Regions from separate parts of the Homo sapiens genome. Here all the other regions are linked to region 1. A link is a contact called in ENCODE Hi-C or POLR2A ChIA-PET data. All regions are on one chromosome and are shown on one strand. The core of a region is the stretch at or near the end of the contact, and the rest is flanking DNA. Distances in the headings are between cores, read along the strand shown.

Region 1 (3,232 bases), core at 365-2,864:
TAGAATTCTAACATTCCTTTTAGGTGTTTTATATATATGACATCACTTATCCTTTTAAATTTAGTAAATGCAAAATTCCGTATATCATATGGGTACTCTAGCCCACCATATGAAATGCAAGGTACTATCCTTTTTCAATTCAGTGTAAGAGAGACTGGTCCAAAAATAAGTCTTAACTTGTTTTCATATCTATCTGCATCCATTCCCTAAAACGATATAATCCTAATGCCACCATTTATATACTCAACATTTAGTGAACCATCTAGTAGAAACTTTGTTTTTTGCTCTGAAATTCAAAATGGAATTTTGTGTTTATACAGTTATTTGGACAAGAAAGTGTGTTACATAAACAGTGATACCAGCAGTAGACTGCTCCAAGTTAGATGTATAAATAACGCCAAGGGGTCAAGGAAAATAAAGCGGAAACCTCTCATACTTCTAACTAAATACTATCGACATACACAAGGAGAGATCTGTGAAACACACACACACGCTGAAATCTTGGTTCTCAACGCCGAGTTCCAACATGTCATTCTTACAAAGGAACTTTACTACACATCCACTATAAAAGGTCCACCTTTTCTACGACCTATAATTTTGTTGATATTTACCAAAGACAGTTAACATTTTTCAAGATCCCTGTCCTCTTAAGTGAAAAAACAGAGCCGGGTCAAACTAAGACATCCGGCCAACTGTCCACCTGAAATATATTATATATGTACTGTCGTGTGTGACCAGTTGCAATCGCATACATAGGGGAGCCTAAGCTACAAGTTAGTGGCCGAACGAGGAAGAAAAAAGTTCAAATAATTTAAAAAGCACCCTAACCCAACGTTAACTTAGTTCGAAATGCATTAGCAGAAATTCAGGACTCAGAGCTACGCATATTAGTTAGATCGCCCCATCTGAATCTTCAAAGGCTTTAGAGAGATGTAGGTGGTGAAGAGAAACAAAGTGTTCGGTAAATTAAGCTTTTGGAGCTCTGGAGATGCAAATGACAGCTGGCTCTGCAGAAAGAAGGGGTCAGGCTCAGGCAAGGGTGGCTGCGGAGACTCCCACAGGCTGGAAGGAATAGGGGCGGGCCACCCCCAAAACCAGTTTGTCAAAGAATTGAAAAGGAGCAGGTGAGAAATCTCCTGAGCTGGAGAAGCCGGCCAGCCAGGCCCCCGAGCCCGTCTAGGAACCCCTGTGCATAAATGGGGGTTCACACCCGAGAAACGAGGCCTAATTCCGGCAGCTCCTGGGGCTGCGGCGACTGCCGGACACTCCGGGGCAGCAGACGGCTAGGAAACCAGGGCCAACAAAGAGTGAAAGGAAAGCAAGGAAGGACAGACGGGGACCCACAGAGCTCGAGCCTGGCCTCACCCTCTCATGGTGAACTTGACCACGGCGAGTCTGGAGCCCGCGCCGCTCAGCTCTGGCTGGAAATCCGGGTCGCTCCCGACGGGCTTCACCCCCACCATCCTCACAGAGAGCCCGGCAGGGTGGCCGCGACGCCACTGGCTTTGAAACTGAAGGAGAAGACGATCTGGGAGAGGAAGGAGAGATGCTCAGGAAGGCCGAGGCCTGGACAGAAGAGGTGGCGACCGCCGAGTCTTCTCCCGGGACTCTCAGTGCCGAGTCACGCCAGGGAGCGGAGCGGCCGAGGGGGCGGGGAGGGATGGGGGAGGGGAGAGGAGGAGGATGGGAAGGCGTGCGGCACCCAGCAGCCACCGCGCGGCAGGGCCCCCGGCGTGACGTCATTTCCGCGTCGTCCGGTTTGGCCTTCAGCGCCCAATCCCAAAACGCGAAGCGTAGTCCCACCCTCGACTGAGTAGCCTCGCGCTAACTTGAGCGGCGCAGGCGCAGAGGAGACGTGTAGAGGTCACGTGCGCAGGCGCAGACTGAGACTCAAAAGTTGGCATATGCATCCGCGTTTCCCAGATCTGAGGCTTTTACGGAGGAGGTTTCTGATTTGTAACAGTAGAGAGGAAACTCGTTTTACCCCGGGGTTCTTAGCTGCTGTCCAGGGCACCCACTGGAAGTACTTTGAAGATGCTCCTGTACTGTATTCGGGGCAGGTCTACATACAAGACAAAATAACGTTTAGGAATATTTATTAACAGACTTAATTACATATGGGGCGCTTTCTGTGCAGTCATTCAGAAAGTATCGTGCACCTGTCTTTAGGTTTTGACCAAAAAGATGAAGACACTATCCCTCCTTTAGGAAGTTCACGGTCTAGTGACCGACGCAAACAATAATTTGAATAGGAAGCGGTGGAGACTAACGAGATGGAAGGGTGGGGCAGGGTAAACTTGCTAGGAATCTGACTCCTGGATTGAATCTTTAAAGAGAAGCAGGGGTTAGATGGATGGTGAGAGGTAATATTCCAGGCAAGGGGACCACCAGGTGCAAATGCATGAGTTGAGAGGGTGGATAAGAAGAATAGCTAATATTTACCACATGATGTACCAGGCAAGACATAAGTTCTTTATATGTGTACTAGTTCATTTAATCCCTGTGAAGTAGGTTCTGTGATTTCAAGTCAAGGCAGGCTAACGCCAGTGTACTCTTTTAAATATTAGGCTAGGTGGCAAATTATCTGTCTTTGGATTTAGCTGGGGAGATGAAATTGGAGGGAAGGCCAAGGTCAGATAATGACTAGCTAAGGAATTTGGATTTTGTCGGGAAGAGAATGGAAAAATCATTTCAGGGCAATTTTGCAATTACAAGTGTGGTGAAACTCCCGTCTCTACCAAAAATACAAAAAAGTAGCCGGGCGTCATGGCGCGCACATGTGGTCCCAGCTACTCGGGAGGCCGAGGTGGGAGGATTCCTTGAGCTGGGGAGGTCAAGGCTGCAGGGAGCCATGATTGCGCCACTGCACTCCAGCCTGGGCAACAGAGCCAGACCCTGTCTCAAAAAAAAAAAAAAAAGGAAAAAGAAAAAGTGTCTTCAGAAAAGCCCTCAGGTAGCATCAAGGAGGATGGAAGGCAGTGAGATCCATTTAGGAGGATACTGTGGTGATCCAGGAACTAAATTAGGAAAGCATCTGCAGTGGAAATGAAGAGGAAAGAACATGTTTGAGAAACAATTATTGGTCCAATTTAGTGAGATGACAGAGGAATTTAAAATAACTCAAAACATTTCAATCGTGTAGCTTTTTAAAAATGAGTTAAAATGCCTGTAGGACATCCAAGTGAGAGATATAGTAGATCGTGAGAGGGATGAGCCTGGAACTAAAGAAAAA
Region 2 (3,232 bases), core at 440-2,939, 1.4 Mb before region 1:
TACCCTAATGATATTCTGAAATTAGGCTTCTCTTATTCTCAAGAAGTAATCAGCATTTTAAAATGGTACATATGGAAGGCAGTTTGCTACTCATTTTAGAAATTTCTAGCTTTATCATTGCTCAACTTTCCAAGTCACACTGCATTTTAAAACACGACCCTAATGTAGTAATTTTTTTAAAGGTAGAAGCATATCTGTCAAGTATTCCTCTTTATTTGTAATCTGTGTATTCTAGAACCTTGCCACTCAAACTTTGGTCCATGCGGCCTCATCATCTGTGAGCCCATTAGAAATGGACAATCCCAGACCTACAGAAGTGGAATCTGCATTTTAACAAGATGCTCAGGTTGTGCTTATGTGCAGTTTGAGAAGCACAGGTTTAGGACAAAGAGGGCAAAATCCAAAGCCTCCTGATAAGAAAGGTCCTGGCCAGTTGTGGTGGTTCACACCTGTAATCCCAGCACTTCGGGAGGCTGAGGCGGGTGCATCACTTGAGGTCAGGAATTCAAGACCAGCCTGGCTAATGTGGTGAAACCCTGTCTCTACTAAAAATACGAAAAATAGCCAGGCATGGTGATGCATGTCTGTAATCCTAGCTACCCCCTGGGAGGCTGAGGCAGGAGAATCGCTTGAACCTGGGAGGTGGAGGTTGCAGTGAGCTGAGATCGCACCACTGTACTCCAGCCTGGGCGACAGAGTGAGGCTCTGTCAAAAAAAAAAAAAAAAAAAGTCCATAAAATGATTATTATTCATAAAAAATGGGCAGACATACCCATACATATAATTGACACTCAGATCTGTACAATGTTGAACAGCTGAAAAAATGCCCACATGTATTCCTGTGGCAATGTTATCATTTTTATATTAAATGTGAAGGGACTGAGAAGATGTTATCTAAGCGACTCCTAGTCAGCTGGCCAGCAATAGCCCAACTTCCTGGGGTCATGAAAAGCCGCTCGTAATCACCGGTATGAGGCAATCATTAGAGGGCTAGATGACTCAAGAGCGAAAATCATGCAACCAAGCTCCATTTTTTAAATGCACCTATATTTCCTTCCATCTTAAACAACAAAAACAATTTCCTTCCTTCCTATTCATTTGGAAATATCATTTTCAGGCCACAACTAACCACATTAGAGGACCTGAATGAGAAAAATGTGGAAATAGCTAAAATAAAATTTCCTCTCATCAGTCTGTGGCCTCATTCCCTGCTGATATAGGACCAGGATTTCAGAGGATGTTTGAGGAAAACAGTCCCTGGAGAAACACAATTAGCGGGCGAAGTTCTAAATACTTTGCCATTTCCTTACCATTTTTGTGCCCAATTTGATTCCTGGGTTTCTGCCAGTGCTTCTTGAGGGATGAACACCAAGAGGCTGGGTATCAACACTGGTCCTATTGTGAAAGTGAGGTCAGAAGTGCCCTGGTGAGGCCAACCTACCTCTGTAAGGGTCCTGGGGTGGGTTCAGGTCAGGGGAAGTCGCAGACTGGACAGGAAGCTGTGGAACCGGAACCTGGTTTGGCAGAAGAGAATGGCTGCCTCTCAGGGCCACGCCATCTTCACGATGGGTCCCCACCTGAAAGGGCGAGAGGAACCAGAGAGGTGAGCAGGAACCGGAGGTGCGACAGCTATTTCCAGAGGCCAAGAGGACCTGATGAAGGCTGGCTTTTCAAAAACCATACTCCCAAACGCGTTTCACTAGAGGGCGCTGAAGGACCGCACATGCACCTATAGTTCCCGGCGAAAACACTTAACACTCAGTAAGATGCCGTGCTGTACATTCAGTGACAAATATGGCAGAGTAGCTCAGGCAGGTAAAACGTCAAATTGCCTCCCAGGGTGCTGCAGTGGAGCGCACTGATTCGTACCCATCTGTCTTCTATCATGTCCGCCAACAGATCTGACAATTATCTTAATGCCCATATGCTTAATTGTGAGCTTCTCAATTCCCCCATTGCTATCGGAAATCCTACAGGAATTTCAATTTGGCATTCGACTTTCATTTCAGGGGATAAGATTCTCAGGCCTGCCATTTTTTTTTTTCCATAATGCCAGCTAAGCCTCTGACAGCGGAAGCTACAGCAGTATGGGACACAGCCTCTGCTTGGTACAAATATAATAAAATGTCACCTGGCTTTCCAAAACTGGCAGCCCATTCCAAATTAATGTTTACTGTATTTCATCAGCTGCTGAGTTCCAAATCCAAAGGGGGATGGTTTCTGCCAATGCCACCACACCGGAAAATGTACCAATAAAGGTTTTATTAAACACACCAGTAATGCCATCATTGCCATGCAAGGAAGGATGTTTGGACATTTTTCCATTTTTTTCCTCACTATTCTGACCCTAGAAAGACACCATATTGTAAATACTCTTTATGCTTCCAAGAATAAAATTATAGAGTACAGCATGATTACTTCATTAAAAAAATACTGCTGAGCTTTTTATTAACTACTACTATCGACTCTGGGGTCCAGAGACATTGAACTTGTGGCACTGAGACAGCAACTGCCTACTTCATAGCACATGCCTTCAAGCGAAAACATGAAGCATTTGTCAACTAAGAGGACAATCAGTAGTTCACATTTTCTTTTCTATTTCCAAGTATTTTCTTAGCCTATGGTTAAGTGAGCATTTACACAGGACGGTGGGTCTAAAACACAAAAAATTAACCATACATTTATACTGCTATGAATCAGGTTTATTTTTTTTTCCAGTCAAAAATATGAAACCAGAAAGGAGAATCATCACTCTTGTGTTACCAATATATTTTAAAAGGGTATTTCCAAAGAATGCATCAACAATAAGTATCTGAACCAACAACAAATTCACAGGACCTAATAAGCACATGCTATTTAAAGGCAGCCATGTATTAAGTATCACCTATAATATTTTGCTTTTTACTGAAAATATATTTAAGTAATTGATCCTGAAGTATGCCATTTTTATATTCATGTGTGCATGTGTGTGTGTGTGTGTGTGTGTGTATGCACTCCAACTTTTTTTTAAATTTTGGGTGGAGATGATCACATAAATCATATTAATTGTTTGGATTCAAAATACAGCAAGAATAAGACAACACTTGAGGCTTATGAGCCTCAGGAAGTATAAATGAATGTTTCAGCAGAGAGATGTAGGAAGTCCAGCACTGCTCCCCGGTGCCTGTGTCGCAACACAGAACTTTCTGAATGGTGGTTATTTGGCCTCTGTGGGGTGCTTCAAATGTACTGA
Region 3 (3,232 bases), core at 661-3,160, 1.4 Mb before region 1:
GGTGCTGATGCTGGTAACTCCCAAAGACCCCTGACAGCTTCTTTCCTTAACTGGGTGCGCCACCAGCTGAACTACTGTGAATCCATGCTGTGTCCCATACATTATATTCCTCTAATTGGAGGGCTAATTAGATGACCTTTTCAATTCAGAAAGGTCTAATATGATCTCCAGAGTTTGCCAGCAAGGCTTGAGAAAAGTAGTGGACTGTATGCAATGAGTAAAATACCTTGTTCTACAATTCTCTTGAAAATCCATGGATGAATGTGTCATGAAAAAAAAAAAATCTCTCATTAATGTAATCCAAGTAAGCTTTATCCTTCTTATGGATTTCTCAAAAAATGATATTGGGTATTATAGGGCAAAAGAAAACAAAACAAGAAACACCTGGTCACTCCCCCAAGCCAAACAAACAGCAAACCTCAGTGGGCATCTTCCACCTTTGAGATGCAGAGAACAGAAGAAGAAAGGGAATGTGGTTACAGAGAGGTTCCCTTCCGAGAGTTCTAGAGCTTGTATCTCACCCCACATGCACTGCGTTGTTCTAGTGTCAGTTCAGGACAACTGCTGACCACCAGAAAGACATATTATAACATGACACTGAGACGAAGGGCAGCAGCCCTCTTCTGAACTGAAAAAGCAGCTTCCTAAGACATCAACACCATGTATGAAAAGACTGCACTGTCTTGCAACTTTTTACCAGGAAAACGTGAAAAATGTGATGTCCATGTGTTAGTGCTCGAACCCCATTCTTAAGGCATTAGTATTGCTTACAGTCATTTTCTACAGAATCGTGTGTAATCTCAAACATGTGTCAGGCTATGTGTTCCCTATTTGCCAATTATTTAATTAGCTCTGTTTGTTCTTTGAGATACAGGCAACGTAATATTTCTTTACTTCCTGCGTTTCAGAATGAGTGAGTATATGCCAAATATTTTCAAAAGTCTGCAGATGTATCCTATTAATCCATACTGTTTGTTAGGGTAGTATCACTAACATCAGAAGAGAAAGCTTCTCTTCTTGTTATACAGACACGCTGCCATCACTGACTTCTACCACACTCAAAAAATCAAACCAAAGCCTAAGAGAACTTAAGTGTGAAAAAACATGGGCCACTCAGACATCACGCAATACTAAGGCTTATTATGCTTAAATTTTCCTCTGCATTTTCACGTACGCAATTGGTGAACATATTATTTTAAAGAAAAACATTCTAGAATGTTCTCCCTTAAAGTAACCTTAAAGTAATATCTGTATCTATGCATAATAATAAAGGTTTGCTCCTCCAAAATGCTGAATTACCATGTCTACCTATTTCCTTAAAGATTATGCATCTTTTTCTCATTCCGCTAGTGGATTTTGACAAGTGCATCCATTATTGTAAAATAATGTATGAAATAAATTTCTAAAAAGCCCTTTTCTGGGTTCTAAAAATCTCATACTTTTGTTTTTAAATTATAGCTCCTTTATTATTGTCAAGACCCTTAAATAAGGCCCTATGGTTTTTAACAAGTTAAGTCTATTCTCAGCATATAGAAGTCACCTATTGCTCCACTCTGGCTAGACCAACAAGTAGATTCTCCTGTTCATCCACAAACTAATGAAGATGACCAGCTAAAACCAAGCAAAACTCATTCCCACTGAGAGCTGTGGCTAAGCTGTCTACAGCTCATGGAGATAACCACCCTATTTCCTGATATGTCCCTTCCAAGTCATAGTGCCTCTCTCTCAAGAGGACTGTTTTGCAAATCAATCAGAAAAAGTTTTTTTTCAAACAGAGCCTAAGTATGTTTTCCTCAACTCAAGGTTCTGCTCCACCTTCATACCTTCCTAAAAAAGAAAATTACTCAAACCACAAGTAGACAGGAAATCTGTCTTGTAAAAGGATGAATGACCGGTCATCCTTCTTTATAACCAGACCTCATGACTGCAGAAAGGGGCTTTCCATTTGTCAAACCACACTGAAGTGAAATATGCTTTTCTCACTCTTTCAGTTCTGCACTGCTTTCTTTCTTCTTGTTTTTCAAATCTGCCAAAACTGCATTGATAGCTAACAAACTTCCCCATGTGACCTCTGTCTGTAGCTCTCCAAGGTCAAACTGATGCAACATATTTGTAGAAGCTTGGTTAGGAAAAGTTAAAAAAAATGGAAACTCTCTCCTCAATTTGCTTCTTAGACAGGATAGCGGAGTGGAGAGGCTGCGAGATAGCTCATCTCAAGTGTGAGATATATTATTGAATACGCAGGGAGGGCATTATTGAGGCAGAAATTATATTTCCAACATTTCAAAACACATCTCTCCTCCAACATCAAAAACTTTCCTACATAAGTGATTCACGCCACTTCCCCAAATTCTACACACTCTCTAAAGAAAACAAGTGCAAAGAGCTAAGAGGACTCAACAGCAGCATTATTCTGTTGCGCCATCTTCTCTCAAAGACATACACTGAGTATTCTCCCCACCGACGCTCTGACAGTGACATTCAGGCCAAGCAAGGAGTTAGTTTGAGCTATAACCGCAGAAAGTGACTACCTGAGAAGTCTGAGGTTTTAATAAGACCCTGGGGCACTAAGCTGTGCTGCTCATCTGAACAACAAGGTGTCAAAGCTGGTTCAGAAGCAGGTAGCTATCTCCCCACCAACTCCACCTCTTCCCTCCAGGGGCAGCTGGACATCCAGCCCAGTTCATTCCTCAAAGTGGGAATACTGACTGGGGAACCACCTATGGAAAAGACTACAGTGAACATCACAAGAAATGAGAGGATGATGGCTCAGTTCATGGGAACAGCATTCTTCTTGGACCTTAACTCATTAGTAAATGTCCTTGGTAAAAATTAATTAATTAATTAATTTAAAAAAGCAGCAAATAATTTCTGGCCAACTGATGCCCACGCATCTCCTCTCTCATAAGTGAACAAATACTTCTTCCCCTCTGAGGGACTCCACAGTGTCACATTCTCCAGGAGATTAACCTCATGTAGTTATTAGCAGTCACCTGAGAATTTCACATTAACCAGTCCTCGGAAGACAGTGGCACATCATGGATAAGAGCCTAGCACAATGACTGGAATTTTGGGAAGTGGTCAATAACTACCATTAAGAGCTATTCTGCTTTGTAGCTCACTAGTCACTGATGGCTCATCTTATGACTTTGTTCACTCTTTTTGAATGTGAGGAACAAGATAGTTTTGGTCTGTTTGAACCCTTGTTCAATCTAATGACTTGCAACGTAGA
Region 4 (3,232 bases), core at 376-2,875, 1.3 Mb before region 1:
TAGTTTATTTAGAAGCTAAACTAATTGGTATTTTTTGCTCTCCAGCAGGAGTCACTCCTAACAAAAAATTTAATTCATAAGCTAAATTAAGGCTGATGTTTAGTTAGTAGATGCATATATATGGAATGTTATAAAAAATTGTAATAAATGGTGATAGCTTAGACCCAACAAAGGATCCATGTGTCATATTCAACTTAAAACTGCAATGACAAAAATCCCTAATAGGTATGAGTACAACTTCATAAAAGATCTAATTACTAACAGGAGGACGCAGACAGACAGACACACACACACAGAATTTATTCTGATGACAATAACTTGAGACAGCCTTGCAATTTAATAATGAACACCAACAAACCTCTTACGTGTATATTCCCATATTTCTTTGTATTGAAATCTTAAGACTATGAAATAACTGTTTTCTTATTAAGCAATTAAGATTTTTACTTTTTCAATTGGGATCCTAATTATTTTAAATTTTTTTTCAATATACACACGTATCTGGAGAAAATATTTATCTCAGATAAACACACTTATCGGATAAGTAGAAAATATACTTATCTGAAGTAAATCCATATTACACCAAGAAGTCAGATAAAGCACAAATCATCTCAATCTTTTTAGTGGCATGAACTTATTTTCTTGGCATCATTTAGATATTCTCAGGTAAAATACTTTTAACTATTTACATGGTTCAAATATGGACACATTTAGTTTGGAAGATGCTTTTATCACAGAAAAGTATCAAAATATCAGCGTAAACTGTGAAATCTAATTTTATTTGTGTCTTTTTTAGTGACTTCCTATGTTATCTTGAATTGGTTATTTTTATATGGCCTGGGTTCATATGTAGACATTCAAATGGTTTATCACATGATCAAATATTTATTTTCTGAGTGACTGGTCAGATAGCTTGTATTCATATTGATTATAAAGTAATTCACATTGATTACTAAGGTAAGCAATGGGTTGTTTTTTAACTAGATTTTTGATCCATAAGTAAATATTTGACTTCTACCTTTCTGTGGCACTATTTCCCTTTAGAAGAAAGAAGAGACTTCTCATTTTGCTTTATGTGGCATTATAAAAACTCACACAGACATATATGGTTTGGAGAGACAGCAGCATGCAAAATAGATGCAAAAACCAGATTCTCAAATTTCAGTATACAGTGAAATCTGATCAGATTCATTTCCCCACTTTTCCACATATTTTCATGTCTGAGGTAAAGAATTCAATGAGTATGCCATTATCTACATGAACATAACATCTTCTAGGAAATTCAACAAACCAGAGATACAAAATGGCATCACCCTGCAAACAAGGTAAAATGTAGCTAATAGCATTATGTGATATGGCAAAGTGTAATACCAAGTAGCAAGACCAGAATATATAGATTTTTAGGTTTAATTACACTGGAACCTACACATTTGACTCAAAGTGAAATTCACTTCTTCCTTCCTCAATTTTTTGCAAAGTAACTGCAAAAGTCATAAATTTACTACTAAATCTCTCAAATATTAAATGAAATTAGGCAAACATAGTGCAATTGACACATCTGAAGACTAGATGTGATTTTTATTTAAGGAGAAAAGACTTCATTATGCCTCTTATTTTTCCCCAGGCCGTCAATCTTTTTCCCTTGGGATAAGTGGAATGTTCTTAAAAAAAAAAAAATAACAAACCCTTATCCTAACCCAGTGTAATCCATAGCCAGTCTCCAAGTTTGATACAAAAACAAACCATTTCTATTTTGGTACAATGAGGAAGCATCACACTGGACAATGTAAAAACAGAGATGGAGGAAGTTGACTCAGATTGCTGCACTTCCTAGATGAAGCTGGTTAGCGAGCTTACCACAATCACCTGAGTCAAATGAAATTCGAGGACAATTGTTTTTTTCCCTCAAAATGGTACACGTGTAAATGAATTCCCAAAAAGTTAGAGGGGAAATCCTGGTTATGTTTATTTGTCTGGATGAAGGATGATAGTTGAGAAACTTTTAACAAAAAATGGATGGATGAAGCTGACTGGAATCTCAGCACAGGATGTTCTCAATTTTAAAAAATTTGTGAATAAATATCAGGCTTCCCAATGCATTGCTCGATAATCAGAGGGGAAATGTGATTATTACAATGAAAATGGTTTTCATTCTAAATGAACTAATTATCTAGGGTTTATTAACCCTCTTTGGGGGTGAAGATTCTAGCAATTTCCTGAGGTTTCTAACTGTTGATTACCTTTGTTCTTTCACATCATGGAGCAATAGGACAACTTGCTAGGCAGAGAACAAACAATTGTCAAATACTTTAAATGGCCACCTCTGACAAACGGAATGAAAAGAGTAGGTATAAAGGAAAAACAAAACATAAATTTTAAAATGCAAGTGAATGACCATACAGTGAGAGCATCCAACGTACATCCATCACTGAAGTGCCTTTTCAAGTTCGTGTTTAGCAGATCTAAGTTCCCTCAAGGCCAATCGATAGCCTAAAGCTTAAGCAGGTCATTGGTCCATTCCTAATCTAAATATGGTGTTCTTTAACTCAAAATAAACTTGAATTTTAACGACTGAGTTTTCAAAATAAGCACTCTCTTCATTCTGTTAATCAAAAGCACTTATATACCCACCCCACACATAAACACAGACACGACCAGGAAGGAACAGGTGAGACAAGTTTTGCATCATCTTCTATTAAAAGACAACAACTTAGAGTAAATCCCACGAGTAATCTAAAAGACTTTTTTTAAAGAGATAATGTGCAATTTTAAAAAATTCTGGGTTTTCATTAAATAACAGTGAAAGAAATTCATAAACTTTTATTGAGCATAAACAGTACTAAAATAAGAATGATTTGGGAAAAAAATTGATATTGATAAATTTTGGCTTTTAACATTAACCCAGCTGAATCAGGTATGGGTGATGAGTGAGAAAAAGTACTGTGGCAGTATTGGTCTTATTTCCTTCATTTATGGTTGGGCCAAAAATTGATGTAAAAGTCATCAACTAGCTTTACTGACAGCAATGCCAAAGGCCAAATTATGGTGCTTACCAACCAAAGACATGAAAATTGTCTCTATTTGTTTGACAGGGGTATTTGTTTTCAACAATGTCAGCACTTTGACCTCTTCAGGCATGATTATCAAATGCATTTTGAACATAAAACAACTTTAGCATTTCTAAATATGAGTCAAAAGGACAAACAGGTCAACTCTCACCCTTCCCTCTAGT
Region 5 (3,232 bases), core at 311-2,810, 1.2 Mb before region 1:
TTGGGTGCTTTCTGTGTAACATGTGCTGGATGCAAGAGAGTCAACAATGCACATTATTCTCAAGGAGGTAAGAGTTTAGATGACTAAATACCAGGAGTAACACAATGCTATCCACCAGTAAGGGATATAATGGGAACCCAGAGAAGCACCAAGAAAGAGCACCCAATACAACCTCATTGAAGACAAGGTGGTAACAGGAGAGACATGTATGTGAGATTTCATGCAAGATGACATTCTAACAGAGGTAATAAGGACTTAATATTTGTTAGAATGCAATTCTTAGTTATTTGACAATGTTAAATCAAAGTAAGTAAAGACTATTAAGTAAAAATTTATATCATTTATCCAAAACAAATTTTAAGGTAACTGGAACCTAAAATTGCAAAGGGGAAAAACTGAAAGAAAAGAAAAGAAAAAAAAAACGTAGATGACATTTCTGCCCTTCCACAGCTCTAAGTTCTTTGATCACTCCACGGTTGGTTTGGAAGTTTTTATGGCTTTTGCTTACAAATTAGAAAAATTTGCAATGTAAGACAAAAGAACTATAAAAATCTAAACTGCCTTCTCTGTACAACAAATACCAAACTGACTCCATCAAGTCATTTAATTTCAGAGATACACAGAAATCACTTATACAAACTAAATTATTATAAAGACTTTGATGGAGCCTTGTCAACAAAAATTGTTGCTATTTTTAAAAGACACACTCATTACACAGAGCCCTGGCCTTCACTACCAGGACCCAAGGATGCTCTCCACCCAGGCAATGGTAGAGAGGCTGACACTCTTCCTCTGTAACTGCCCTTGTATAGTTTAGTCCTGTGTCCTGGGAGTAAAGAGACCATCAGTGATTTGTTCCTTTAACATCTCATACTCTATAAACAGCAACTGCAAAAGCAAAACAAAACAAAAAATATTTTACTCAAACTACCATTCTCAATGTCTGCCAGTGAGCACAGCTTAATTTGGTTTGCAAGGAAACCAAAAATGCTTTTATAAAGTATTATGATGTAAATATACTCATTTTCCTTGGCAAAGCAAGTGAAAACTATCAACCAACCATAACAGGAATTTTTCTACTAGGGATTACCTACCACATCCATTACAGACAAATAATCATATTTCAAAATTTCAATGACTTATCTATCCCCTTTTAAGTTCTATTCCCAACTTAGTCCAACAAGAATACTTCTCAAATACAATCAAGGCAAGGGGAATATGAAAGCAATGAAAATATGGTTAATCGTGATATACAATCAACCACTTAAAAAACTCAAGAGTATTACACACATTGCATGTTATTTGAACTATCAGGACTATCTATTTACCAAAAACACACCCAAAACAAAACCTCACCTTTATTTCCAAATAAAAACAAATTAACGGCCATACTCAGTATTAAGCTACAACTTTATAATCATGGTAAATATCTGATCAGTTGTATAAAAATAAATTGAAACAAAACAAAAAACAAAAAAAACCCAACCTTGAAAAGTAAAAGAAAGAAAGAACCTCACACACCAGTCAGTTCCTATGTGAGCAGCCAGCAGAGGGCGCACATGCCCCAACAAGAGCCGGCTATGGCCAGGCACTCCCCAAACTTATTTAGTACTAAGTCTCACCAAATCTGTATGGGGGAGGAGGGGTACAGTCAGCCGATGAGTGGCATTGATAAAACTAACGTGCTCAATTTAGGATCAGTAAGAAACATACATAAGTACACTTTAGTATTAAATACTGACTTTAACAGATATTTCTTAGCTGCTCGATGGAAAGTTGTTCATTAAAAAGATTTGTACAGAAGTGAGCTTCTGTCAGTTTTCAAGGCCACAGTAGTTTTTATTGCCCTATCTGACCTGTATGAGGACTTATTTGTAATGCAAGGATTTATGGAATTAAATTAAATATTAAATTTCTAACATAATTAACACATATTTTTGTGAGTATATTGAATTACACTTAGCAAAGTCTCTTTTAGTGTATGTATATTTCTGTGTGTCTTATACAAATCTATTAATTAACTTTTGCAACCCTAAAGCAATCAAATATGTAGCATTTAAAGAATAAATTGAGATACATAAGTTCCTTATTTTCCCACTGGTTTGTGCTTGATTGATTACTTGTAAATTGTCTATTCTGTGTCTCTATATCACAATATTTGCTTTGGGGTTTACAGTAGGTTATACCAGAAGAGTACCTCACAGCTATGTATGTACACACACATATAGGTAGGGCACTGTTTATTCTTTTAAAGAAGTTTTCCTACAGATGCAAAAGTCACAAATTGTTCCTACTGTTTTCCAAGCTTGTTGAAACAATAGCACAAATTGAAAAAAAAATTAACTCATAAAAGCACCAAATTAAAATGAACAAAGACTACATTATTTACTTTTACAGATAAAAATTAAATAGTCCATAACACATCCAATCTCTAATTTCAAATAGGTTAGAATGAATGGAAGGTCTGCCCCTAAGTTTCAAGCTAGAAAGCCTGGTAGGATAATTAGCTGCCACTGTCCCTCCACCTAAATGATCATTTCACTTGATCTTAGCCAAAAGGCTAAGAAGCGATTCCTAAATGATCATTTCAACCTCACCTCTCTATTCACGAAACAAAAACAATAAAGCCAAGTAACATTTCCATCATAATATATATATTTTTTAGCATCCTTCATAAACTTGAGAGAACTTAATTTATAGAATCTAAAAACCAGGTGGTCTACGTTACATGTAGGTCACAATAAATAATATGCCTCCTTTGGCCAATATGGCTGCACCATTTTTGCCTAAGTTAAAATGACGATGTTTCATTATTCCTAAGCTCTCAGTTCTGAAATGTTTACACAATCTGTTAAGTCCAGGGAAATTTAAATGACTTTGACATGCAGCCTGCTAAGGCCAGTGACGGGGATAATGCCTCTTTACGTGGGTAAAATTTTGTGGCATATAGGTCACTCTCTTAAGGGGAATCAACTGTGTGTCTCTTCTTTGCACTTCTACCACAATCCTTCATCCTGCAGCCTGGAGCTGAGAGTGAAATGCAAGAAAGGAGCCGAGTGCTCAAAGCAAAAATCTGCTTCCAGGACAATCCATTATATCTGACAAGTTAAATGTTCCATGGTAGGCCATATGGCATCAGAGCAGGCCCGACGACGGAAGAGGGGAACTCAGCAAATGCATCACAATTAAGGAGTTTGGCTACAGACTTTACTTAGAATTACTTATTTTTTTT
Region 6 (3,232 bases), core at 540-3,039, 1.2 Mb after region 1:
CCTCTTAAAGGAAGTGTGTCTGGAGTTGGTTCCTGCCAGTGGGTTTGTGGTCTCGCTGACTTCAAGAATGGAGCCATGGACCTTTGCAGTGTTAGAACTCTTGAAGATGGCACGGACCCAAAGAGTGAACAGCAGCAAGATTTATTGTGAAGAGCTAAAGAACAAAGCATCCACAGCGTTGATGGGGACCCGAGGCGGGTTACTGCTGCTGGCTGGGGGGTGGCCAGCTTTTATTCCCTTATTTGTCCCCTCCCATGTTCTGTTTCTGTCCTGTCAGAGTGCCCTTTTTTCAATCCTCCCCGCGATTGCCTACTTTTAGACTCCTGCCGATGGTTGCATTTTACAGAGCACTGATTGGTGCATTTTACAATCCTCTTGCTCACTACAGAGTGCTGATTGGTGCATTTTTACAGAGCACTGATTGGTGTATTTTACAATCCTCTTACTAGCTACAGAATGCTGATTGGTGCATTTTACAATCCTCTTCTAAGACAGAAAAGTTCTCCAAGTCCCCACTCGACCCAGGAAGTCCAGCTGGCTTCACCTCTCAGAAGGAGTCTCTGAGCAGAAAGGACCAGCTGGTGGAGAACGCACCGAGTTTTATAGTCCAGTTTGAGGAGGTGTTGTCTGATTTACTAGGCCTCACAGATTGGTTCCATCATGTATGACATTTACAAAGCTCTCTGGGAAGGCTTGTCGCCCTACCCTAATCTTCTTATGCAAATGGACTTTCCAGTTGATGGGGGCCATATTATCTGCTTCTTACCGTACACGTGGCTGGCAGAGAAGGCAAGATGGAGCCACCATCTTGAAAAGGTCTAGTCCTTAGTTCCTGCTGGCATTCATCTGTGCAGCAAGCTGCCAGCTTGCTTGTCTATGTCTGCAGCTCAACTTTTATCAGCTGCTCTTTGTTAGAAAATTATTTGGGGCTGCTTTTCATTAAAAGGAAAGCCCTACCAAGGACTCCCATGCCCTTGCTATCTCCCTAAGTAATTCCTTTTTACCTCCTATATCACCACAAGCCAGCTTTCCTGGGAGTCCCCTAGTTTCTCTCCAGGCCCTAGGTCACTTCCTATCACCACTGAATCTGTCAGCATCTTTTTGGTGCACTCAGGCCTCCTGGCTCTCCTCCTCAGTATAGCCTTGAATTAATCACCAACTTATCACATAGTGAACAGATGTAGCCTTTTCCAAATCACTCAGGGTCTTCATTCTGAACCCAAATCACCACTCTGTGCTTTAAAATATCTCTCCCTTGCAGTTTGGTGTGGGTGTAGGACTACATTCTGGCCAATGGAGCTTGAGCAGAAGTGATACATGCAACTTTCAAGTCATGCCCCGTGCCCGTTCTTTTCTTTCTGCAGGAGGGAATACAGATGAATTGGCAGGATCAGGAGCAGCCATGTTGCACCAAGAGAAGATGAAAAAAGCATATGTTGCAGATTGCAAAGTAACTAGGTAAGCATTTGAGTCCCTAAAACTATTCCTGGTATGACTGGTAGCGGCATACTAGCTTGGACTTTTTTGTGTCAGAGAAATAAACCTTCATCTCACTTAAATCAGTATTATTTGGGGCCACTCTCTCTGTAGTAGGAGTGAAACTAGTATCCTAACTAATTTAACTGTCAAAAGAAAAAAAAATATGAGGCGAGAAAATAAGGAATCAAGAAACAAAAGTCAAGTTTTACTCACTTCATAGCTTGGCTCAAAAGCAACTTTAAATATGTGAGAAATGCAACAAATGATAATCATGCATACAGAGAAATTCCTCAAGTGACAAATGCTTTTACTTTCATTTCCTTTCTTGAAAATTGACAGAGTAAGATTCAGATGCATGTACTGACACTCACGTCAGTAACATCGGCTCAGGTTAGACTTTGGTCGTCTTATCCTTCGACTACCTAAGGGACTCATGGCCAGTATATTTTACAACCCCCAGTGCCAGTTACTGAATTCTCACCTGAGAATGAATTCCCTAAGTCTGTAATGTTTCATCATCTTGCAACACAGATAAGCCTGTGTTTAGAGCAGGCTTTTCCATATGAGTCCCTCCTCTTTCACACTGGGGCTGAGTAGAAGGTGATTGACCTGCCTGAGACTTTATCAGTTTGGAGTTCATGTTCCATGTGGTGTTGGAGGGAGCAATGGAGGCTGTGAAATCAGACATCCTGCTTTTTGACAGGGTTGTTTGATGACTCACCCAAGCCATTTTTTATTCTCGGTGCATATTCTAGTTTCCCTTCTCCCGACAGTAGCCTGATGCACCTGTGCTTGCACTGTCCTTAAGCCTGTTGCTATTGTTATGTGGTGTCACTGAGCCCAACACTGCGTGCGTGTGTGTGTGTGTGTGTGTGTGTGTGTGTGTTGAAAGGGGTAGGAAAGTGAGGATGATTTTCAACCATTAAACCCTTAAGGGGCCATCTTCTGAAGCCTGGCATCATCATTTTTGTTCTCAAGAACATTTAAGTCAAAAATAACAAGGTTCCTTTTGCTCATCTTCAAATTATTTTACTTGTTTGATCCAACTGCTAACTAGAAGGTGAATTCTTTCTGCTGTCATTTCATAATTCTAGTGTATTAAAAAGAGATGGGGGCTGGGCACGGTGGCTCATGCCTGTAATCCCAGCACTTTGGGAGGTCAAGGTGGGAGGATCACTTGAGGCCAGGAGTTCAAGACCAGCCTGAGCAACATAGCAAGGCCTCCTACAAAAAATTTTAAAAATTAGCTGGGCATGGTGACACCCACCTGTAGTCCCAGCTGCTTGGGAGGCTGAGGCAGGAGGATTGCTTGAGCCCAGGAGTTTAAGGTTGCAATGAGCTTCAAGTTTTTATACCTTCAATCATACCATTTGTGGCTTAGGAACCCCTAATATATTACATGGAGGGTAATGTAGACACCAAGAAAATGATTGAAAACAATTTATGCCTAAATACATTTGTATTCTTCTTTAGAGAAACCTAGTAGACAAACTAAAAGCTACTAAGCAAATAAATCAAGGTACTGTATTTTACAAAATGACTCAATTTATGCATCATTTAAAGAGTGTGGATCCCTTGGGAACTTTAAACATGGTTGCATTAGTTAAACAGTTGCTTCATTCAGATCCCTCTAGGAACTTGGGCAGCACAAGGGAAGGGGGGCCTCTGTTCCTACTGTGTGGTCCTGGTGATCTGTGTAGGTATCTTCTTTTACCGGGTTAAGTGATAAAAACGGTGTCTTGTGCTCTTTTAT
Region 7 (3,232 bases), core at 243-2,742, 1.1 Mb before region 1:
ATTGAGTTATCATAAACATGCAAATCCCTTTGTATAGAGAAGCCTGGCTTTTCTTTGCCATCTAAGATGAAACTATAATCTATAAAGATAAGCAAAATCTATGTTCTTGATTTGCTTTGCATGTAAATTCTTTCACATAGATAAGCTCTTGACATGTATTCCTCTTCTGAAAGATCAAAGATCATTCTTCAAAAGCCAGGTTTCTCTCCTATCTTCCATCTCTTCTCAGATTTCTACTGTATCTTTTCCCCATGGCTAATGTTCTCTGAAGAGAACCAAATTAATGAACACTGACATTCTTCATACCTATTTTAATGGCATCCTGTGGTGACAATGCAATAACAGGACTATTGTGGCATCGAGCAACATGGTCTCCAAGTTTACTTCCTGACAGTGACTCAATCACTGAGCATGTGTTTGAAATATTATGCATTCATGCATGCACATGCACATCCATGAGCATACACACACATCTATCCATGCACACACACACACACACACACACACACACACACACACACACCCCAATCATACCTACCACCATGCTGGTCAGTACCCACAGCCAAGGAAAAGTAAAGGCCTAAAAACTAATCTAGAAGATGTAAACGTGGTAACAGTTAATTCAAATAAATCATTAAATATAAAAATTTAAAGAAATACACAGCTGCTGATTATCTCAATTCTTAAACTTTGTTCTTACAGGTTCATCACAATTAAAGCCTCTTCCAAGGTGAACTCTGCTCAGGGCAGCCGCAGCATTTGATTTTTTTTGGACAGAAGCTTTTGGTAAGTAAAAAGCAACCAATAAACTGAGGAAAAACATATGATTTAATAAAAGGAGCACACGTAAAAATATATGGATGCACAAAGCAATTGATGTATATTATTTACTCTTTTTTTACAATATTTATAGAATAGTACAATTTTTATATAATGCATACATCATCTGATTATGAATAATACATGTGTAATATATGGTTTATTACTATTAAAATTATTACCATATAATGGTAATTGAATTTGTGCCAGGCATAATGCTAAGCAATTAATAAACATGCTCATTTGATCCTGCCCCACTCTATAAAGACCTATAATATTACTTTCTTAAGGATGAAAATAACTTCAGCAAGATTAGGAAATTTGCCTAATTTCAGAGGAAAACACATAAACGTAAAGCCATAAGACAGTTACCTGTTCTTGTTCAGCCCTGTATCCCAACACTTAATGTAAAGATGGAGAAACAAAGTTAAAAGACCTAAGAAAGTCAGGCAAGTAGATGAGAGAGAAAAAAGTCAGAGAATCCAAGGTAGGAAAACAACCCAGAGTATAAAACTCACGGAAAAAAATGGCCTCACCAAGTTAAGTATGGTCACACTCATTTGTTCATTCATCAGGCATGTACTGAGTGTTGACTATGTTCTGGTCACTGAACTACGTGCAGACACATGGCTGGGGTGCAAGTTCTGAAGACATGATCCTGACCACTCCAAAAACTACAGTTCCGTCAGGAAGACTAAGCATCTCAGCAGCTGTGATTGCTGGCATATGCCCCAGCATACAAGAGGACAAGCTGGAGGGACAATCAGATCAGTCTTCTGTGTTAAGAAAAACTCCCATGAAGAGGTAGACATGAGCTGAGTTTTGAAAGAGAGTAGGAGGTATAGAAGAAGGCTGTGTTCCAAAGTCCAACGCTTCAAAGAGGTAAAGCAGTAGAAAGGTCAAAGCCAATCACACATGCTACTGATGACGTTTTGAGGTGGAATCTTCAGAGAGTGTTGTGGAAAGAAGCCAGATCATGGCACATTATATACAGAATGTCGTGTGAGAAAACTTGGCTTGAAAAGGACAGAACAAAATGAAGAGAAAAGTTAGTCTCAAAATTTGGAGGGGGGTGGGCGTATTTAAATTCATCTTTAAATTTAAAAATCCATCTTTAATTTTAAGATAGGAGAAATGAGCATATTAAAATGCTGAAGAGTCAGGAGAGAAGAGGAGGTTGGTGATTCCGGAGAAAGACTCCTGGTGAACATGCCCTTAGATGTAAGAGGATGAAGGTAACAGCTATTGAGACTAGCAAATATAGACTTGATTAAAAAGTCAGATTGGGTTTAAAAGAAGTTTCCAGAAAATGGTGGTGGTGGTGTGTATGTGATAAAAGACAAATTCCAAAGGTGTGTGTAACAGCGATCATTCAGTGATGACTTACGGAGACAGGGCTGTAGATGGAAAAGATGACTGGACGTGAGTTTGGAAGTCTTGTTTGTTTATTTTCTAACTGTTACCTTGAACAAGTCATTTAACCTCAACCTCAGTATCCCTGACTCTTAAACAGGGATGACAGTTCACTTAACTTTTTCTATGACATATCTGAAAGCACAGAAATTGGTTCATGGAAAATGCTCACTAAATCTTAGTTTGGTCTTATCTAAATCTAAAATAATATACTGTCTGGTTTTTTGGGTTTTTTTTTAAAGGTTTATAAGCAAAATGAAGGGAAAGCTACAGCTTCCCATTAGGTGAACCCAACCAGAAGACTGAGAGAACGAGAGAAAGGCAGTCTGATTATGCAACTGTAGAAGGTTAGCCTCTTGAGACACAGAGCAGGATGGAGAGTGATCCGGAGGCCTGGATGGAGAAAAACTAAGTAGGAAACACGATGGTGAGCATTAGAAGAGGAAATGACTGTAATCTTCAAGAGTGTGGTCAGGGAAGGCTTTCTGATATGACATTTGAGTGAAGAGAGAGATGAAGGACCCAACTATGGAGAACCTGAGTCAAGTGTTCCTAACAGAAAGGATAACAAATGTGAAGACCCTGAGGTGGGAGCTTGCATGGTGCATTTGCAGAACACTAAGAAAGAGTGTGGCTGGTGTAGAGTGGGAGAGAAAGCAAATGATATCACAGAGGTACCAGGGAAGCCACATACCATTTTAAGGTCTTTGGCTTTAACTAAATAAGGTGTAAGGTCAATGAAGTGTTCTGAGAAGAGGAGGAATAACATCTGAATTATGTTTTAAAGATCACTGCTCCATTAAAAAACAGACTAAGGTCAAGGGCTAAAGCAGGCAGTCCAGTTAGCAGACTATTACCAGAGTGCTACAAAGTCCTAGCAACAGAGGTTAGGAAAAGTGGTTGAATTCTTAAAAGTCAGAACCTTGTGGGAAACGGTTATAATAAGAGCTCCTAATGAATAACACCATCCTTCACCCATGATTTTGTGGAGTTTCTTAGC

What was found. Hi-C counts contacts between places; a loop is a spot of excess contacts on that map. ChIA-PET counts read pairs that join two places held with the same protein, here RNA polymerase II (POLR2A). Pooled maps may share reads with other maps.
Region 2: a pooled map shows a loop between it and region 1 (3-fold over the local background). The contact joins the enhancer-like site here to the promoter of TXNL1 in region 1. A Hi-C loop is called at or near these places in 9 of 37 single-sample maps with no recorded cell type and 11 of 50 pooled maps.
Region 3: a loop to region 1 is called in a pooled map, with 5 times the contacts of the local background. The contact joins the enhancer-like site here to the promoter of TXNL1 in region 1. A Hi-C loop is called at or near these places in 10 of 37 single-sample maps with no recorded cell type and 5 of 50 pooled maps. POLR2A ChIA-PET finds 5 or more read pairs at or near these places in 3 of 52 experiments (HEK293, WTC11 and activated T-cell).
Region 4: a loop to region 1 is called in a map of sigmoid colon, with 2.7 times the contacts of the local background. The contact joins the enhancer-like site here to the promoter of TXNL1 in region 1. A Hi-C loop is called at or near these places in 5 of 168 maps with a recorded cell type or tissue (B cell, ascending aorta, chondrocyte and 2 more), 23 of 37 single-sample maps with no recorded cell type and 15 of 50 pooled maps. POLR2A ChIA-PET finds 5 or more read pairs at or near these places in 2 of 52 experiments (B cell and activated B cell).
Region 5: a loop to region 1 is called in a pooled map, with 3 times the contacts of the local background. The contact joins the enhancer-like site here to the promoter of TXNL1 in region 1. A Hi-C loop is called at or near these places in 2 of 168 maps with a recorded cell type or tissue (chondrocyte and sigmoid colon) and 10 of 50 pooled maps. POLR2A ChIA-PET finds 5 or more read pairs at or near these places in 1 of 52 experiments (BJ).
Region 6: a loop to region 1 is called in a map of naive thymus-derived CD4-positive, alpha-beta T cell, with 4 times the contacts of the local background. The contact joins the enhancer-like site here to the promoter of TXNL1 in region 1. A Hi-C loop is called at or near these places in 1 of 168 maps with a recorded cell type or tissue (naive thymus-derived CD4-positive, alpha-beta T cell), 2 of 37 single-sample maps with no recorded cell type and 6 of 50 pooled maps. POLR2A ChIA-PET finds 5 or more read pairs at or near these places in 2 of 52 experiments (activated T-cell and activated naive CD4-positive, alpha-beta T cell).
Region 7: a loop to region 1 is called in a map with no recorded cell type, with 3 times the contacts of the local background. The contact joins the enhancer-like site here to the promoter of TXNL1 in region 1. A Hi-C loop is called at or near these places in 1 of 37 single-sample maps with no recorded cell type and 2 of 50 pooled maps. POLR2A ChIA-PET finds 5 or more read pairs at or near these places in 3 of 52 experiments (Panc1, activated CD4-positive, alpha-beta T cell and activated T-cell).

Annotation. Positions count from the first base shown.
Region 1 is chr18:56,636,978-56,640,209 of GRCh38, forward strand. It overlaps TXNL1 (thioredoxin like 1), which reads right to left and starts at 1,615. Exons shown (of 8, transcript NM_004786.3): 1 at 1,366-1,615. The coding sequence starts at 1,463. RefSeq lists enhancers at 667-1,652, 1,434-1,493, 1,653-2,637 and a silencer at 1,644-1,853.
Region 2 is chr18:55,233,107-55,236,338 of GRCh38, forward strand. TCF4 (transcription factor 4) reads right to left here. Exons shown (of 20, transcript NM_001083962.2): 16 at 1,442-1,577. Among named protein-coding and RNA genes, the nearest start is that of LINC01929, 110 kb to the left of the region's middle. RefSeq lists an enhancer at 1,552-1,846. Within about 2 kb of position 1,690, at least 14 of the 41 ENCODE cell types and tissues checked have a DNase peak (open chromatin) inside an H3K27ac peak, as active enhancers do.
Region 3 is chr18:55,266,386-55,269,617 of GRCh38, forward strand. The region is part of intron 11 of TCF4 (transcription factor 4); the gene reads right to left. Among named protein-coding and RNA genes, the nearest start is that of LINC01929, 140 kb to the left of the region's middle. RefSeq lists enhancers at 377-486, 1,876-2,105, 2,156-2,205, 2,817-3,232 and a silencer at 2,566-2,615. Within about 2 kb of position 1,911, at least 4 of the 41 ENCODE cell types and tissues checked have a DNase peak (open chromatin) inside an H3K27ac peak, as active enhancers do.
Region 4 is chr18:55,326,718-55,329,949 of GRCh38, forward strand. All of the region lies in intron 8 of TCF4 (transcription factor 4), which reads right to left. Among named protein-coding and RNA genes, the nearest start is that of TCF4-AS1, 120 kb to the right of the region's middle. Within about 2 kb of position 1,626, at least 3 of the 41 ENCODE cell types and tissues checked have a DNase peak (open chromatin) inside an H3K27ac peak, as active enhancers do; they include B cell, where a contact is called at or near this core.
Region 5 is chr18:55,413,916-55,417,147 of GRCh38, forward strand. All of the region lies in intron 5 of TCF4 (transcription factor 4), which reads right to left. Among named protein-coding and RNA genes, the nearest start is that of TCF4-AS1, 37 kb to the right of the region's middle. Within about 2 kb of position 1,561, at least 5 of the 41 ENCODE cell types and tissues checked have a DNase peak (open chromatin) inside an H3K27ac peak, as active enhancers do.
Region 6 is chr18:57,831,747-57,834,978 of GRCh38, forward strand. No RefSeq gene overlaps it. Among named protein-coding and RNA genes, the nearest start is that of ATP8B1, 30 kb to the left of the region's middle. RefSeq lists a silencer at 1,031-1,325 and enhancers at 1,703-1,902, 1,943-2,032, 2,073-2,122. Within about 2 kb of position 1,790, at least 6 of the 41 ENCODE cell types and tissues checked have a DNase peak (open chromatin) inside an H3K27ac peak, as active enhancers do.
Region 7 is chr18:55,513,924-55,517,155 of GRCh38, forward strand. All of the region lies in intron 3 of TCF4 (transcription factor 4), which reads right to left. Among named protein-coding and RNA genes, the nearest start is that of MIR4529, 36 kb to the left of the region's middle. Within about 2 kb of position 1,493, at least 3 of the 41 ENCODE cell types and tissues checked have a DNase peak (open chromatin) inside an H3K27ac peak, as active enhancers do.